Regions from separate parts of the Homo sapiens genome. Here region 1 is linked to region 2. A link is a loop called in an ENCODE intact Hi-C map of the cell type or tissue named here. Cell type or tissue: IMR-90. All regions are shown on one strand.

Region 1 (8,000 bases), 73 kb before region 2:
TGATTAAATTTAAAAGGATTACTCTAGGAGCTGGGTGTGGTGGCTCATGCCTGTAATCCCAGCACTTTGGGAGGCTGAGACGAGTGGATCACTTGAGGTCAGGAGTTTGAGACCAGCCTGGCCAACATGGTGAAAACCCGTCTCTCCGAAAAATAACAAAAATTAGCCGGGCGTGGTGTTGCACACCTGTAGTCTAGTTACTCGGGAGGCTGAGGCACGAGAATCACTTGAACCCGGGAGGCACAGGTTGCAGTGAGCTGAGATAGGACTACTGCACTCTAGCCTGGGCAAGAGAATGAGACTGTGTCTCAAAAATAAAAATAAAAGGATTCCTCTAGCTGCTTTGTGGAGGAAACACATCAGGTGGGACAGAGGTGAAAGCAGACAACCAGATAGACGTCTACTAGAACTGCCCAGGCTAGAGATGATAGCAGCTTCGCTTAAGGCATTAGCAGTTGGAGATGTGAAAATTGATTGCATTGTGGAAATAAATATTCTAAAGGTAGCTCGCAAGATTTGCTAATAGATCTGATGTGGTGCACAAGAAAAAGCAAAATGTTGGAGATGATTTTAAGGCCTTTGGGCTTAAGAATTGGGAATGGTGGTGCCAATGAGATAGTGAGGAACTACTTTTGGAGAAGAAAATTAAGATTTTCTTCTTAATTTTGGGTGTGTTCTGTTTATGATACCAAGTTAGCAGTGGGATCAGAGAGTCCAGAATTCTGGGGAAAAGTTAGCATAGAAGTTTGGGAATCGGCTTATAGATGGTATTTAAAGATTTGGGACTAGATGAGGTCACCTAGAAAGTATATGTAGATATAGAAGAGAAGTTGATCTGAGAATTGAGCCCTCAGGAACAAGTTAATGTTACAAGAACAGAAAGAGAACCAACCAAAGAAACTGAGAAGATGCTGCTGTTGAGATAGAAGAAAACCAGTAGAGCATGGTGTCCCAGCAACCAAATGAAGAAGGATTTCAGAAAGGAAAGACTGAACTGTTTTAATGCTAAGGGCCTTTATCACTGGGCTAACTTAGCTAGCCTATTGGTAGACAATACTTGCCTAGAAAAGAGAAACTTGATATAAATTGATGTTAATTTTAAAAATACTTTGATTTAGAAAACAGTTACAATTATGAATTAGAATTACATTTTTACGTCATAATTAATTACCTGTAAGATTTAATGCCCAGTGTTGGAGGAAGGTTAAACACTTTTAACTTGTTTTAAAGTGAGTACAGTTAACTTTCTGTTTCTAAGGGCCTGATTTAAGCATTTCTTTGCCCAGCTTCACTCCATTATAATCTAGTCTTTGTGTGATAGTCTTAAATGGCTACATATTTCTAAGAATATCAGTTTGATATGAGCAATCTTAATTACAGATAATCTGAAATACTTTTGTCAATATGAGTGCTATATATGGTGGTATATGGGCTTTCAATCTTTTTGAAACTTGCTTAACAGAGGATATTTGAAAATAGATTTAGAATAGTGTTTGTAGAAATTAGCCAATTAGAATAGTTTTTTCCCAACACTGAATTAAAAATACTAGATGAAAAAATAAAGCTTTTTATAAGTACTAAAATTTATTAAGAGTTTAGTTTGAACTCATTTAGTTTACTATCTGCATACCCACTTTTCTCTTTTCAAAATTTTTCAAAAATTTTGTCCTGTAAATAGCCATAAAGGCTATAGTTGGAGAAATATGTATGAAACATCTTTTTCTTTGGATTTCAAGAAGTTAACTTTTTTGTTTTCTGGTTATTTCTCTCATTGAATGCTTTGAAAGCAGTATAAAGATGGCTGGGTGCGGTGGCTCACGCCTGTAATCCCAGCACTTTGGGAGGCCGAGGCAGGTGGATCACGAGGTCAGGAGTTCGAGACCAGCCTGCCCAGGGTGGTGAAACCTGTCTCTACTAAAAATACAAAAAACTAGCCGGGCATGGTGGCGCACGCCTGTAGTCCCAGCTACTTGGGAAGCTGAGGCAGGAAAATTGCTTGAACATGGCAGGCGGAGGTTGCAGTGAGCCGAGATTGTGCCACTGCACTCCAGCCTGGGCGACAGAGTGAGACTCCATCTTAAAAAAAAAAAAAAAAAAAACGCAGAATAAAGATTATAAGTAGAAGTAGAAGTTGGTCTGAGAATCGAGCCTTCAGGCACAAGGTAATGTTTCAAGAACAGAAAGAGAACCAACCAAAGAAATGGAGAAAATGCTGCCACTGAGATAGAAGAAAACTATAAGGCATGGTGTCCCATGCTGAGTTTACTTTATATTCAATATTGATTCTGAATTTAGTTTATATTCAATATTGAATGTTTAGAGAAAAATATCTCATTTTGTGTTGTCTCTCTACTCAGCTGTGTTTTAGTAGACTCTTTAAGTATTTATATATTTGTGTATTTCGTATGATAGCTCTAGAAGAACAGAAATTTCCAACAATGGTCATTTTTTCATCAGACATTTCCATGTATGTTTGACTGATGTCAGTTAAGACTTGACAAAAATTTCCCAAGTAATATTTTTAGGGACCCATATGTTAAGCTATATCTGAATGCTACTATTTTTAGTAAAAAAAGGAACAAATAAAACTTTGAACTTTTAGAATTTAAAATGTATAATTTTCTTATATCCTAATTGGTTCTTTTGATTTATGAGTAGCTCCTGGAATCATGAGTAAAAAAAATAAGCTTCATTAAAGAAATCATGATTATTTTAGAATAACAGTTCTCAACCTTAGTTGTACATATTTGTAACCATTCTGAGGAGCTCTTAAAAAAAACATTGATGCTGGGGCCCCAATTTCAAATATTCAGATTCAATTTACCTGATATGTAGCCTGGACCTTTTTTAAAAAAATTGTTCAGGTGATTTTAACATTCAGCCAGTGTTAGAACCACTGTGCTGAAGCTGTCACTCACTTGATCTTAGCCAAAAGGCCAAGAAGTGATGCTGAAGCCATCACTCAGTATCGCTGAATAAGGATGGGAAATTTTACTTAGATATGCTAATATTTTAGCTATTTAATACTAAACATAGAGATATTTGGAATTTTTTTTAAAGTTTTTTTGTCCAGATTGTTAACATTTTTTAGACTTTGCTTAGCACTGACCAGATAACATCTACCTTAGTATATTCTTACTTTGATTCCTGGTTTATACTACATTTAAAGACATTGATGTGAGTTCAAGTGTGTCTACCTAAATATGGATTTTATGTGATTTCAGCTTTTCTTCTACTTAAGCATTGGAGAGATAATTTTTAAATGGTTTTTGCAACTGACAAATTTATTTTCTCTCCAATGATTTGGCAGTGATGATATTTCGTAAAGTAAATCAACTAATGGAAAAGTTGTAAAGTCTTGAGTAGTTCCAGTAGGGGATTCCATTTCCATTATTAACTTGCTACTGTAGACTGTACATAGTGGAACCTGAATTTAAAAGTGTTATGCAGAGTTTTTAACCTAAATTATTAAACCTTATTCTGTCATTTTTTTGGTTATGATTTTCCTTTCAACTGTAGTAGGTCATAGATAGCTACAAGTTGGCATTTATGAGAAATAATTGGAGTGAAAATTGACAGTGACAGTTCATTTCCACTTTGGACAGTATTTATAATTTGTAACTTATGATGGGGTTATTCTTATGTATAGGCAATGTTTGTTCATACCAATGCATATTTGTCACAGGTATGTGTTATAATATTTTTCAAGTTACAACTACTGTATATTAATATGTTTAGTAATCCCAACAGTTCACACAAAAGAGAATTGGAAATTTAAGATGTCCAAAAACATATTGTGTACTAAAAGTTTGGGATGATACATAAATAAAGATGGGAAAACACTGTAACTTACAAGCCTGGGCACTGAAATCAGCAAACTTGAATATAACTCCACTACTTAGAGTCAGTCCTGCTAAAATGCAACATATTTGCTCCTACAAGTCAGCATGCATTTCAGAATTACACAATGAAAACCACAGGACTTACGGGAAAATGGGGTTATGGCACAATACTCAAAAACTCAGTAACACATTTAAAAAATATCATAAGTGTTAAATGGTTAATAAATAAATACTGCAATATATTTGGCACTTTATATTGAAAAAGACCTGAATTCCCTCGTGGAAGCAGAAGAGGTTGTAGCTTGTGAGTTGTGAAGTGATGGAAAGAGGATTATCTGAAGTCAGAAGAAAAGTTGTAGTACTAGATCTGAATAGGTATCAGTCACAACTCACATGGTGAACTGAGATAGCTGGTTAATGTCTGAGCGTGTGCTTTTGGTGTCCTCCTGTATGACTTGGTTCAGTTTTCTGTAGTCACCTCATGTTTCTTATGGATGAAGTCACTCATAAGCAAAATGAAATCTGAGTTATGCTCAAATTGTTCCCTAATGTATCAGTTGGATTGGGACACATTTGCATTTCAGAATAAGTATTATAGCAGAACTGATTGTACCATCTAGTTAGCTTTGCACATTACTTAACTCTCAGAGCCTTGATTTTCTCTTGTGTAACATAGGGATAGTAGTATTGACCTCATAGGAGTTTGAGGAGGACTAAATGAATGTATACATACAAGTTTAAAATAGAATATGGTATATGTTTGTTAAAAAGGAAGGAATTTTCTATAACTCCTATTTAGAAATCATCCCATCTGGAGAAATTAAAAATGTATGTTTTTGTGATTTTTATTTCTTCAGTTAGACATAGATGTTACATATATAGATTTAGTGTATTGTAGATAATTTAAATCTATGTCTATAATTCAGTTAGTTGCTACCAGCAGTGATGCTTTGCTTTACCTGTGGGTACGTGATAAAAATACATGATAGAAAGTTAGCATGTTCTTATTGCTTAATTTTTTCTGTAATCATCAATTTATTTATTAAAATAGTACAGTTATTTAACTGCTAGCTAACTGACATTACTTATTTCATCATCTTTCTTCTTTCTCTTACATTCATTGTCTTAATCTTTCATCTTCATTATTACCATAATATAATCAAATTCCTCTGTCCTCTGCCCCTTTCCTGTTTCTAGCACTAAGATTTGCCTTTATCTTCCCCCAGTTCATTCATCCTCCATACCACTGCCAAAGTGACAGGGATCAGGCTGTTTCCTTGCTAGAATTTTCTCCTCACCTCCCAGCCACCTCTTCCTATGACACCAGGCACTGAAGCCATCCTAGATGATCTAATTCTTGTCTGTGCTGTTGGAAATGTCTGGATCATATTTGTCTGGTCAGGTCCCTTATACCCTTCCTTTATATATATCTCTCCTACAACAACAATTACACTGTATAATAATATTTTTCACATTTATGGCCTCGCTGAAGTCTAAGTTCTTTGTGTTCAGAGATTTTGTATTATTGTCTCTTGGGTCTAGCATATACTAGTTGTCCAGTTAGTATTAGGGAAATGAATGAAGGAAGGAAGGAACAATGAAGAAAAGGTAGGTCAAAATGTTTAAAAATTGAACACCTAGGTTCAAGTTAATGAATTAGTTCAGCTTTTATCATTCAGTGTTTAATTTCATATTTCTTTTTCTTTTTTTCTAAAACGAGGACAACGTATTTTAAATATCTCGACAATATAATGTAGTAGTCAGGAGAACAGTCTGTGAAGCTAGACTGAAGACTCCTTGGTTAGATTTCTCGCTCACCTACTTATTCATTTGATGAAATTCGGCAATTTACTAAACCTCTCAGTGCCTCAGTTTCTTTACCTGGTAAATGAGAATAATAATAGTATTTGTTTCATCAACTTATTATAATGAGTAAATAAACTGTTACTGGTAAAGTGTCTAGAATTTTAGGTGGCATATGGTAAATAATAGATGTTACCTATTCTTGTTGTTCTCAATTATTATGAACTAATGCCCTGCTATTAAGTTGCAAGGACTTTTTTCCTATAACTTGCTGTTAAGTTTCAAGGACTTTTTTCCTACCATTGCTCTGGAGCATCTTTGCTTATACCATTCTCTCCTACTTACTTATGATGTGCTGCTTCTTCTCAATTGAATAAAGAAAATCTTACCACTTACCAGATTCAGGTGTGAGTTAGTGATGAAAGGAAATCAAGGCTAATCTACTTCACCCAATTTTGATGCTTTATAAGGCCAACCACCTTTTGTAGTGATTATTAGGCATTGATTGTATTTATATTGTTGCTACATGTATTATGCACTTAATATGTTTAGCTATTAAAGATGAGTAAGAAACAAAATATCTATTTTATTTTTATTTCAATAGTTTGTGGGGAACAGGTGGTTTTTGGTTACATGGATAAGTTCTTTAGTGGTGATTTCTGAGATTCTGGTGCACCGTCACCCATGCAGCATATGCTGTACCCAGTGTATACTCTTTTATCCCTTACCCGCCTCCATCCCTTCTTCCTGAGTCCCCAAAGTCCATTATATCATTCTTGTGCCTTTGTGTCCTCATAGTATAGCTCCCACTTATAAGTGAGAACATATGATATTTGGGTTTCCATTTATATATTCCATTTAGTATATACATATATTTTCTTTATCCACTCATTGATTGATGGGCATTTAGGCCGGTTCCATATTTTTGCAGTTGCGAATCGTGCTGCTATAAACATGCGTGTGCAAGCATCTTTTTCATTTAATTACTTATTTTCCTCTGGGTAGATACCCAGGAGTGGGATGCTGGATCAAATGATGGTGCTACTTGTAGTTCTTTAAGGAATCTCCACACTGTTTTCCATAGTGGTTGTACTAGTTTATGTTCCCACCAGCAGTGTAAAAGTGTTCCCTTTATACCACATCCACTCCAACATCTATTATTTTTTGATTTTTTAAATTATGGCCATTCTTACAGGAGTAAGGTGGTATCTCATTATGGTTTTGATTTGCATTTCCCTGATCATTAGTGATGTTGAGCATTTTTTCATATGTTCGTTGGCCATTTGTACATCTTCGTTTGGGAATTGTCTATTCATGTCTTTTGCCCACTTTTTGATGGGATTGTTTGCTTTTTTTGTTGCTGATTTTTGTGAGTTCATTGTAGATTCTCGATATTAGTCCTTTGTTGGATACATAGTTTGTGACTATTTTCTTCTACTCTGTGGGTTGTTTACTCTGCTGATTATTTCTTTTGCTGTACAGAAACTTTTTGGTTTAATTAAGTCCCATCTATTTATCTTTATTTTTGTTGCATTTGCTTTTGGGTTTTTGGTCATTAACTCTTTCCCTAAGCCAATGTCTAGAAGACTTTGTCTAATGTTATTTTCTGGAATCCTTATGTTTTCAGGTCTTAGATTTAAGTCTTTGATCCATCTTGAGTTGATTTTTGTATAAGGTGAAAGATGAAGATCCAGCTTCAGTCTTCTACATGTAGCTTGCCAGTTATCCCAGCACCATTTGTTGAATAGGGTGTCCTTTCCTCACTTTATGTTTTTGTTTGTATTGTCGAAGATCAGTTGGCTCTAAATATTTGGCTTTATTTCTGAGTTCTCTGTTCTGTTCTATTGCTCTATGTGCCTATTTTTATAGCAGTACCATGTTGTTTCGGTAACTATAGCTTTGTAGTATAATTTGAAGTCAGGTAATATGATGCCTCTAGATTTGTTCTTTTTGCTTAGTCTTTTTTTGGCTATGTAGGATCTTTATTGGTCCCCTATGAATTTTAGGATTGTTTTTTCTAGATCTGTGAAAAATGATGTTGGTATTTTGATGAGAATTGCATTGAATTTGTAGATTGCTTTTGGCAGTATGCTCATGTTCACAATATGAATTCTCCCCATCCATGAGCATGGGATGTGTTTCTATTTGTGTCATTGGTGATTTATTTCAGCAGTGTTTTGTAGTTTTCCTTCTAGAGATCTTTCACCTCCTTGGTTAGGTATATTCCTAAGTATTTTATTTATTTTGCAGCTGTTGTCAAAGTATTTGAGTTCTTGATTTGATTCTCAGCTTCGTCGTTGTTAGTGTATAGCAGTGCTACTGCTTTGTGTACATTCGTTTTGTATCCTGAAACTA
Region 2 (8,000 bases):
CAAGAAATCTTTGTCCAGTCCAATGCCCTATAGAGTATTCCTAGTGAGTTCTATGAATAGTTTCATAGTTTGAGGTCTTAGATTTAAGTCTTTAATCCATTTTGACTTGACTTCTGTACATGGCAAGAGATGTGGGTCTAGTTTCATTCTTCTGCATATGGATATCCAATTTTCCCAGAACTGTTTATTGAAGAGACTGTCCTTTGCCCAATGTATGTTCTTGGCATCTTTCTCGAAAGTGAGTTCACTGTAGATGTATGTATTTGTTCTGGGTTCTCTTTTCTGTTCCACTGTTCTGTGTATCTGTTTTGATGCCAACACCATACAGTTTTGGTTACTATAGCCCAGTAATATTATTTGAAGTGAGGTAACATGGTTCTTCTAGGTTTTTTTCCTTCCTTCCTTTTTTTCTTCCTCCTTCCTCCTCCTTTCCCCTTCTTCTTCCTCCTCTTCCCCCTTCTTCTTCCTCCTCTTCCCCCTTCTTCTTCCTTCTCCTCCCCACTTCTTCCTTCTTCCACTTCTCCTCCTCCTCTTCTTTTTTCTTCTTTCTTTTTCTTCCTTTTTGCTGAGTGTGGTTTGGCTATTCTGGGCCTTTTGTGGAGTCTCACTCTGGCGCCCAGGCTGGAGTGCGGTAGTGTGATCTCAGCTCACTGCAACCTCTGCCTCCCAGGTTCAAGCGATTCTCCTGCCTCAGCCTCCCAAGTAGCTGGGACTACAGGCCTGTGCTGCCACGCCTGGCTAATTTTTTGTATTTTGTTGTAGAGACGGGGTTTCACTATATTAGCCAGATGGTCTCGATCTCCTTACCTAGTGATCCACCAGCCTCGGCCTCCCAAAGTGCTGGGATTATAGGCATGAGCCACCGCGCCCAGCAATATATGTAACAAAATAATAGCTGAAAACTTCCCAAGTATGGGGAGAGATGTGGACATTGAGATCAAGAAAGCACAAATGTCCCATGTTAGATTCAAGTGAAAAAGATTCTCTGGAGCACATTATAATTAAACTGTCAAAAGTCAAAGACAGAGAATTCTAAAAGCTGCAAAAGAAAAACACTGAGTCACATATAAGGGAATTTCCATTAGACTATCCGTATATTTACCAACATAAACTTTGTAGGCCAGAAGAGAATGAGGTGTTGTATTCAAAGTGCTGAAAGGAAAGGAAAGGAAGGAAAACAAACAAACAAACAAATAAAAAAACCTGTCAGCCAAGTATACTGTATCCAACAAAGCTCTCCTTTCGAAATGAAAGAGAAAAAGAGACCTTCCCAGAGGAGCAAAAGCTGAGGGAATTTATCACCACTTGACCAGACTTACAAGAAATTCTTAAAGGAATGCTACAACAGGAAATAAAAAGGTGAGAATCATTGTAATGAAAACATGTGAAAGTATAAAACTCACCAATAGAGCTAAATTTATAATAAAACTAAGAACACCCCAATGCTGTAACGATACTGTGTAAATCTTTCAGTCAACTAATATGAAGGTTTAAGGTCAAAATGGTCAAAAACAACAACTGCAATGTTGGCTAAGGAACACATAATAAATAAAAATGTAAATTAAGGCCACAGAAATATAAATTGTGTGGCAGAGTGGAAAAGTCGAGAGTATTTTTATGTGACCAACATTTAATTAATTACAGCAGATATACAAACAAAAAAGAGAACAAAACCAAAGCAGTAAACAGTAGAGCATGAAAGGAAGAAAGGAGGTATAAAATGACCGGAGGACTGGACATGGTGGCTCACACCTGTAATCCCAGCACTTTGGGAGGCCAAGGCGGGCAGATCACTTGAAGTCAGGAGTTCAAGACCAGTCTGGCCAACATGGCGAAACTCTGTCTCTACTGAAAATACTGAAATTAGCCAGGTGTACTGACAGTCCTGTCTTTCTTATGTTTTAGATTGTGTGTTCCCCCACCCCCCCAACCAGTCCTTCTATCCATCTGATTTTGTTTAATTTCTGTTTTTAGCAATTCCTCAGTTTTGGCTCACTAATACCATTCTTTATTTTCCAAAATTGTTTTTGAAGCTTTTCTTTTTTCCTCCAAAATACACCTTTTTAAAACTTCTTGAAATTTTAGGCAAAACAAAAAGTTGAGGTGTGGGCTATTTGTCATTTTGATCTATCTTTCTTTACTTTTGTGTTTATTGAGTTTTTCTACTGATAATGTGACACTATAAGTAGAAATGCACTTGGCCTTGCAGAAATACAGATTTTTATTGATTTGTTTCATGAACACTTTTTTTTTTCTTTTCTTTTTTTTTTTTTTTTGAAACAAGGTCTCACTCTGTCACCTAGGCTGGAGTGCAGTGGCACGATTATGGCTCACTGCAGCTTCAATCTCCTGGGCTCAAGTGATCCTCCCACCACAGCCTCCTGAATAGCTGGGACTATAGGCACAGGCCACCACACCTGGCTAGTTTTTAAAGTTTTTGTAGAGACAGGGTTTCACTATGTTGCCCAGGCTGGTTTCAAACTCCTGGACTTAAGCGATCCTCCCACTTCAACCTGCCAAAGTGCTGGGATTATAGGCATGAGCCACCATGCCCAGCCTATGAACATTTCTTAAACACCTATCATAAGCAAAATCCTATGGTTGGTACTATGGACAAGGCCTTCTATCTCAATAGAGAGGATATAGTTTGTATGGTATATGGTCTGTTCAGGAATGAATATACTACTAATGAAGATGTAATGTTTTATAAAGTGTCACAGTGGTTCAAAAAGGGAGAAATTACTTCTTCCTTAAAAGAATGAGGGAAAGCTTCGTGGGGGAAATCATTTTTATGCTGGTATTGGAAGTGGTGGTATCTGACCACATAGAGATTAGAAAGAGAGTTGAGACAGTGGGAAGTACAGGTAGGAGAACAAGTCAAGAAAAGTGAATAGAACATTTTGAGGGGAACATAGCATGCATGAAAAGGAACAAAGGGAGATTAAAAAACTACCAAACCATATTCGGTAGAAATTTAGAGCCATTTAAAGTTTTGAGCCTAGTTTCAGCTGGTGTTTTTAGCTGATAACCCAGTATTGTGCATGGAATAATTTGAGGCAAGGAGGCCATTTCTAGGGGGCCCTGCTAGGAAACTGGGCATCTAGACTGCCAGGGCTTGACAATAGGTTGGATTTTCTTTCAAGCAGATTGTAAGAAATCATTAGTGTTACTCAGTAGGCTGCAACTTAATCATTTTGACAGCCAAAGGGGGCTAATGATTAAAGGCGTCAATTTAATTATTTAAAACATTTGACCATATATGCAGAATATAACCTTGTATCACTATTTTACAAGTACAAAAGCATTTTTGAGTGTGAGTCTGACTTCATTGACTAAAGTTTGGAAGAGCCTGTTTGTATCAGAGAATACATCAGAGTCTCTGCCCTAGTTTTTTTTTTTTCTTCTTGTAGTATATTCTTTATGATAATCAGACACGTAACAGGAAGAACATCTCCATCTGGTAATCATTACCTGTAGGATGTAGAGCTTGTATGTGTCTTCTGGAAGTTAACTTTTAATGTTAAACAAAGGAAGCTGATCAAAACCAGCTGTAAAACCTTTGCATAGTTCATATTTTATACAGTCAGCATTACATTACCATTCACATGACTGTATGTCTGAAGTTTTCTAAAAAAGTAAATCTTTCATTAAAATTATTGTAATCCTGATTTTATAGTTAACACAACTTAAATGTTTCCCTGTTTGGCAGGAACATTTAACGCAATTGACATCACTGTGTGTATGGTTATACACCTTGGAGAAATAATGGCTCATTTATTAAACATATATGCCACTATTAATATATTTGGGATGCAGTCAAAATAAAAGCAGTAGGTAGGTCAAAATATAATTTTCTAATTTAAAATTATGAGGTTAATAAATGTAGAAACTTGCCAGCTAAACATGTAACAGGCCATTAAATATATTATATGAACTAATTATATAGATACTGAAAATTATTCTAGTAATACCCCCTTTGACACATGGCATTTATTATAATCCTAGGTACACACAAGCATAGTAATTTTAGATCATTATTATTTATGAAAAGAAATGGCTCAGAATTATAAATCAGGAAGAAGACTTCTTTTTTTTTCCCTTAATTGAATTTAGAACTACTGTGGAACTTGGAAGAATTAAAAATTCATCCTGGGCAGTGCTTTGCATTCTGCAGGTATATCGTGTATGTTAAATAATAATAGTTTCTTCTGCCTGGAACTTGCAGTCGTTATATAAATAGCAATTTTGAAATCACAAAGCACATGAATTTCTAACAACACATACTTGTGAAAGATCTGTAACAACAGTATTGAGGATTTGCTATCATGAGATGGAATTTCATGACGAGAAAATTTACCAGATAATGTAATGACTCAGGCAGAACAATTTAAGCAGAAGACAGTAAGCATTTCTCTCCGAAGGAAATATTTTGTTATTCAGTGGTTGTTTTGTAGATGATTAATACTGTTGTGTTGGAAATGTTCTAGTCTGGAGAAACCTAAGTATTGCTCACAAATACCATGTAGTCAGAGAAGCCAAGGACATTTCTGGTGATTCAATATAGTGTAACATCAAGTATGACCATATCTGGTATTAGGGCCACTGTTGTAAAGGTGCTTTTCTCAGGCCTTGGTTAACTGTTTAGGAAGGTATTTAAAAATGTACAAGCACATAAGTGGAAAGTAACTGATGGCAAACGAATAATTTTCAAAATACTATAATTATAGTTTTCATTTCTGCTAATAGTGGCATATTCCTGTTTTAAAAGATATGGAATATATTAATTGTATGCCGAAAAGGCACTGAACCATGTTAGTCTCTGAGAATTGACAAGCTATCATTCCTTAGGAGAGAGATTTAAAGAATGGTCTACTTCAGTCACAGTATTTGTGTTAGAACGCTTAAGTAAATTTAAGACATTCATTTTTAACACAAAAATAAATAATTTGTAGCACGAAGCACATAGCAGAAACTCAGTATATGTATGTTTATTAAATTATTGTACCAAGACTTAATTATATTAACACCTTTCTTAAACTGTATCTATGTGTGTATGTATAATATCTGTAAATACACATATTTGTATACATAAGATTAACAGAAAAAGTGCAGATTGTAAGTGCTTAACTCAGGGAGTTTTGACAGTTCTGCACTCCCATGTAACCAGCACCCCAAAAGCAAGGAATAGTATTTCCTGTACTTTAGAAAGTTCTCCTTTCCAGTCACAACTTTCTTACTTCCTCCAGTGGTTTCTATTACCATAGTTTAGCGTGTCTGTTCTTGGATGTCATGTAAGTGCAATTACATAGAGTGTGCCCTTTTGTGTCTAGCTTTCCTTGGTTTTGTTAGTCTTTTTTATTTTATGTATTCTAGTGGGTGTGCAGTATTATTTTATTGTGATTTTCATTTCTGTTTCCTTAAAGATGAATGATATTGAGCACCTTTCACTTGGCTTATTGCCTTTCATATATCTCACTTTGTGGTGTGTCTATTCAAACTTTTTGTTCCTTTTTATTGGGTTATTAATACTTTCTATGTTTTGTCCAAGAAATCTTTGCATACCCAAAGGTCAAGAAGACTTTCTGTTAGGTTTCTTAATGTTTATATGGTATCTATTATCTTTATAGTTATATGGTACCTATTATCTTTATGGTTATAGTTTTTATGCTTAATTTTGTGGTCCATATTTAATTATTTTTTAGGTATTGAGTTAGATAGATAGTGGAGCTTTTTTGTTTTCCATTTAGCTGTTTCAGTAACATTTGTTACCTGTGTTTCAGCAACATTTTTGGACATAAATAAAGGACTGTGTGACTAAAATTACATATAGAGTTAACATTTTTATTCTCTTTCCTCCTTTAATTTAATTGCTTTTCTGTTTAGGTGCTTTTCTGAACCCTTGCAGGTTTAACCACTAGTGAATCACTAAGCTGTGTCTTTCATAACATTTCAACAAATTGATGTCAGCACTCATTGCAGTTTTCTGTTCTCTTCCATAGAAATACTCAAGAATCAATTAATTCTGTCAATAAGAAGTGATCTGTAGAATTTGTATCTAACTTCTATCCTGTATCCCTCCTCCTATTCTCACCTTATATAGCTCCTTTTTCTTGCCCTTTTCATAGCTGATAGTAAAGAAACGAACTTCAGTACCTCACAAAACAAGTCAAAAGATCTTAAGTATTTTCTGAAACTATTTAGCTGTGGTTTGAGAACATGATGCCCCTAACATGTTAAGGTATTTGGTATAGTAGTATAAATCAAGGTATTAGATATAGTAGCATAAATTAGTGACTATTCTATATAAAATTTCCTAGTCATCTGTGTTCATTTTGGGATGCATCCCATCAAAGGAGATGGCTTTGTGGTTTTTTACATTAAATATATTTTATCAGTTCGCCATAAACTGACATAAATTGGAAGATCCATTTTTGGATTTGAGTTTTGAATTATTTGTGATTTTTATCTTTATTAAGCTTTTTTTTGTATTTTCTGAGCTTTCCATGATAAACATTTATTGCTTTTATAACAAATCCATGGGTAGATTGTATTCTCTAAACTTTTGGTAGTCTAATTAATTAACAAGGTATATGTAGATACTAGGGCACTTTGATTAATGAATTCTCAAGCTGATATAAATAGAAGACAGAATTGAGCTTCTAGAATGCTTTCAGTTGGTAGGTTTCATTATATTGTTTGAGTTATATAGACACATATGTTTGAATGACACTGCTCATGGAATACCTACATATCTTCAGCGTAGATAATGAAGACTATCTGTCAAAGTATCAACCAAAATCTTGTCTGTGAGTATAGATAAGAGATGAGAAATAGACTTTAACGGAGAAAGTCATTTCTTTCAAATTCATATTTAGGCAAATAAACATCAGAAAACATCAAGAAATCTTAGAAATGACAGAACAATAAATGATACTATTGTTTCGTGGCTTCTAAGATGTACTTTTTTTTTAAACTTTTTAACTTTCTGATGTTTGGATTTGTGGTGACACAGCTGTTATTTCCTGAGTTCTGGTAAGATAGAGAGAGGGCCAGTATCCAAGTTTGAAGAAGGTGTCAGTGCCTCAGATTAAAACCCAGGAGCTTTTAATCCTAGATTGGGCAGCCTTGGTAACACAAAGAAAGATGGGTACCAATTACTCTGCATCAAAAAGAGATTCAGAAGAGTCAGACTCTGAATGTGAAAACATTTTACGAATACTTTAACCAATTTTTTTTGCTGCTGTTTTCCTCCTTTTTATGCTGAAGTGAAACAATAATGCCCAAGTATGATCTATAATGATAATCTATGCCTTGAATCTAAAAGAACTTTAAAAATGAGAATAAAATAAAAATTCTAAGTCAATGCTTCTTAGACTATCTGAAGCCAAGGTCTAGTTTTTTGTTTTCTACCTTCACCACTTTTATAAAATATATTTGAAATTTTCACTGCAATATTAAAATGTTACAAAAGTTTCTAAACACTCTTATTTTCTGACCTTGTAGACTGATAACAGTTTATGGTCTGGCACTGGTCAGGGTCCACATTTTGAGTGGCACTGAAAAGAAAACATTTTATCAGTTTAATTTTCATTGTGTCTTTTTTTTCTTAACCCACCAAAATAATGGTGATCTTACACTTGGTGGTGTTAGAGGTTTGATGAAATAGTTGGTGTATATTGCCTAATTTCTTTAAAAGCATTGTTTTAGGAGTCTGACTGCCTAGTTAACTTTGGAGGAAGTCCCATATCATTTCTAAGCCTGAGCCTTTTGATTGTAAAGTGGGGATAATATTAGTTCTGACTTCATAGCATTGTTGTAATCATTAAATAAGAAAATTTGTGGAAATCACTTGACTGGACGTAGTAGGAATGTCATATATATTAAAGCATATTGTCATACTCACCCAGACTTTTCCTCATAGGAACTCAATGACAGGGCACTGTAGAGAGATTATTAGCATGCCAGGAGATTACCCCTCCTCAAAGAGCTGGCTCTCAAGG

The links. Peaks named below come from ENCODE experiments on the same cell type or tissue, not always from the same donor. Only the 100,000 strongest peaks of a DNase experiment are listed, where the experiment ranks them.
Region 1: a loop joins it to region 2, with 4 times the contacts of the local background. A loop is called at or near these places in 1 of 110 quality-filtered maps.

The regions. Positions count from the first base shown.
Region 1 is chr6:45,144,820-45,152,819 of GRCh38, reverse strand. All of the region lies in intron 2 of SUPT3H (SPT3 homolog, SAGA and STAGA complex component), which reads left to right. Among named protein-coding and RNA genes, the nearest start is that of MIR586, 49 kb to the left of the region's middle. In IMR-90, no CTCF peak of the experiment used is centred here; no DNase peak of the experiment used is centred here.
Region 2 is chr6:45,071,903-45,079,902 of GRCh38, reverse strand. The region is part of intron 3 of SUPT3H (SPT3 homolog, SAGA and STAGA complex component); the gene reads left to right. Among named protein-coding and RNA genes, the nearest start is that of MIR586, 120 kb to the left of the region's middle. RefSeq lists a silencer at 5,104-5,304. In IMR-90, no CTCF peak of the experiment used is centred here; DNase peaks (open chromatin) are centred at 3,482 and 4,422; H3K27ac peaks cover 163 bases.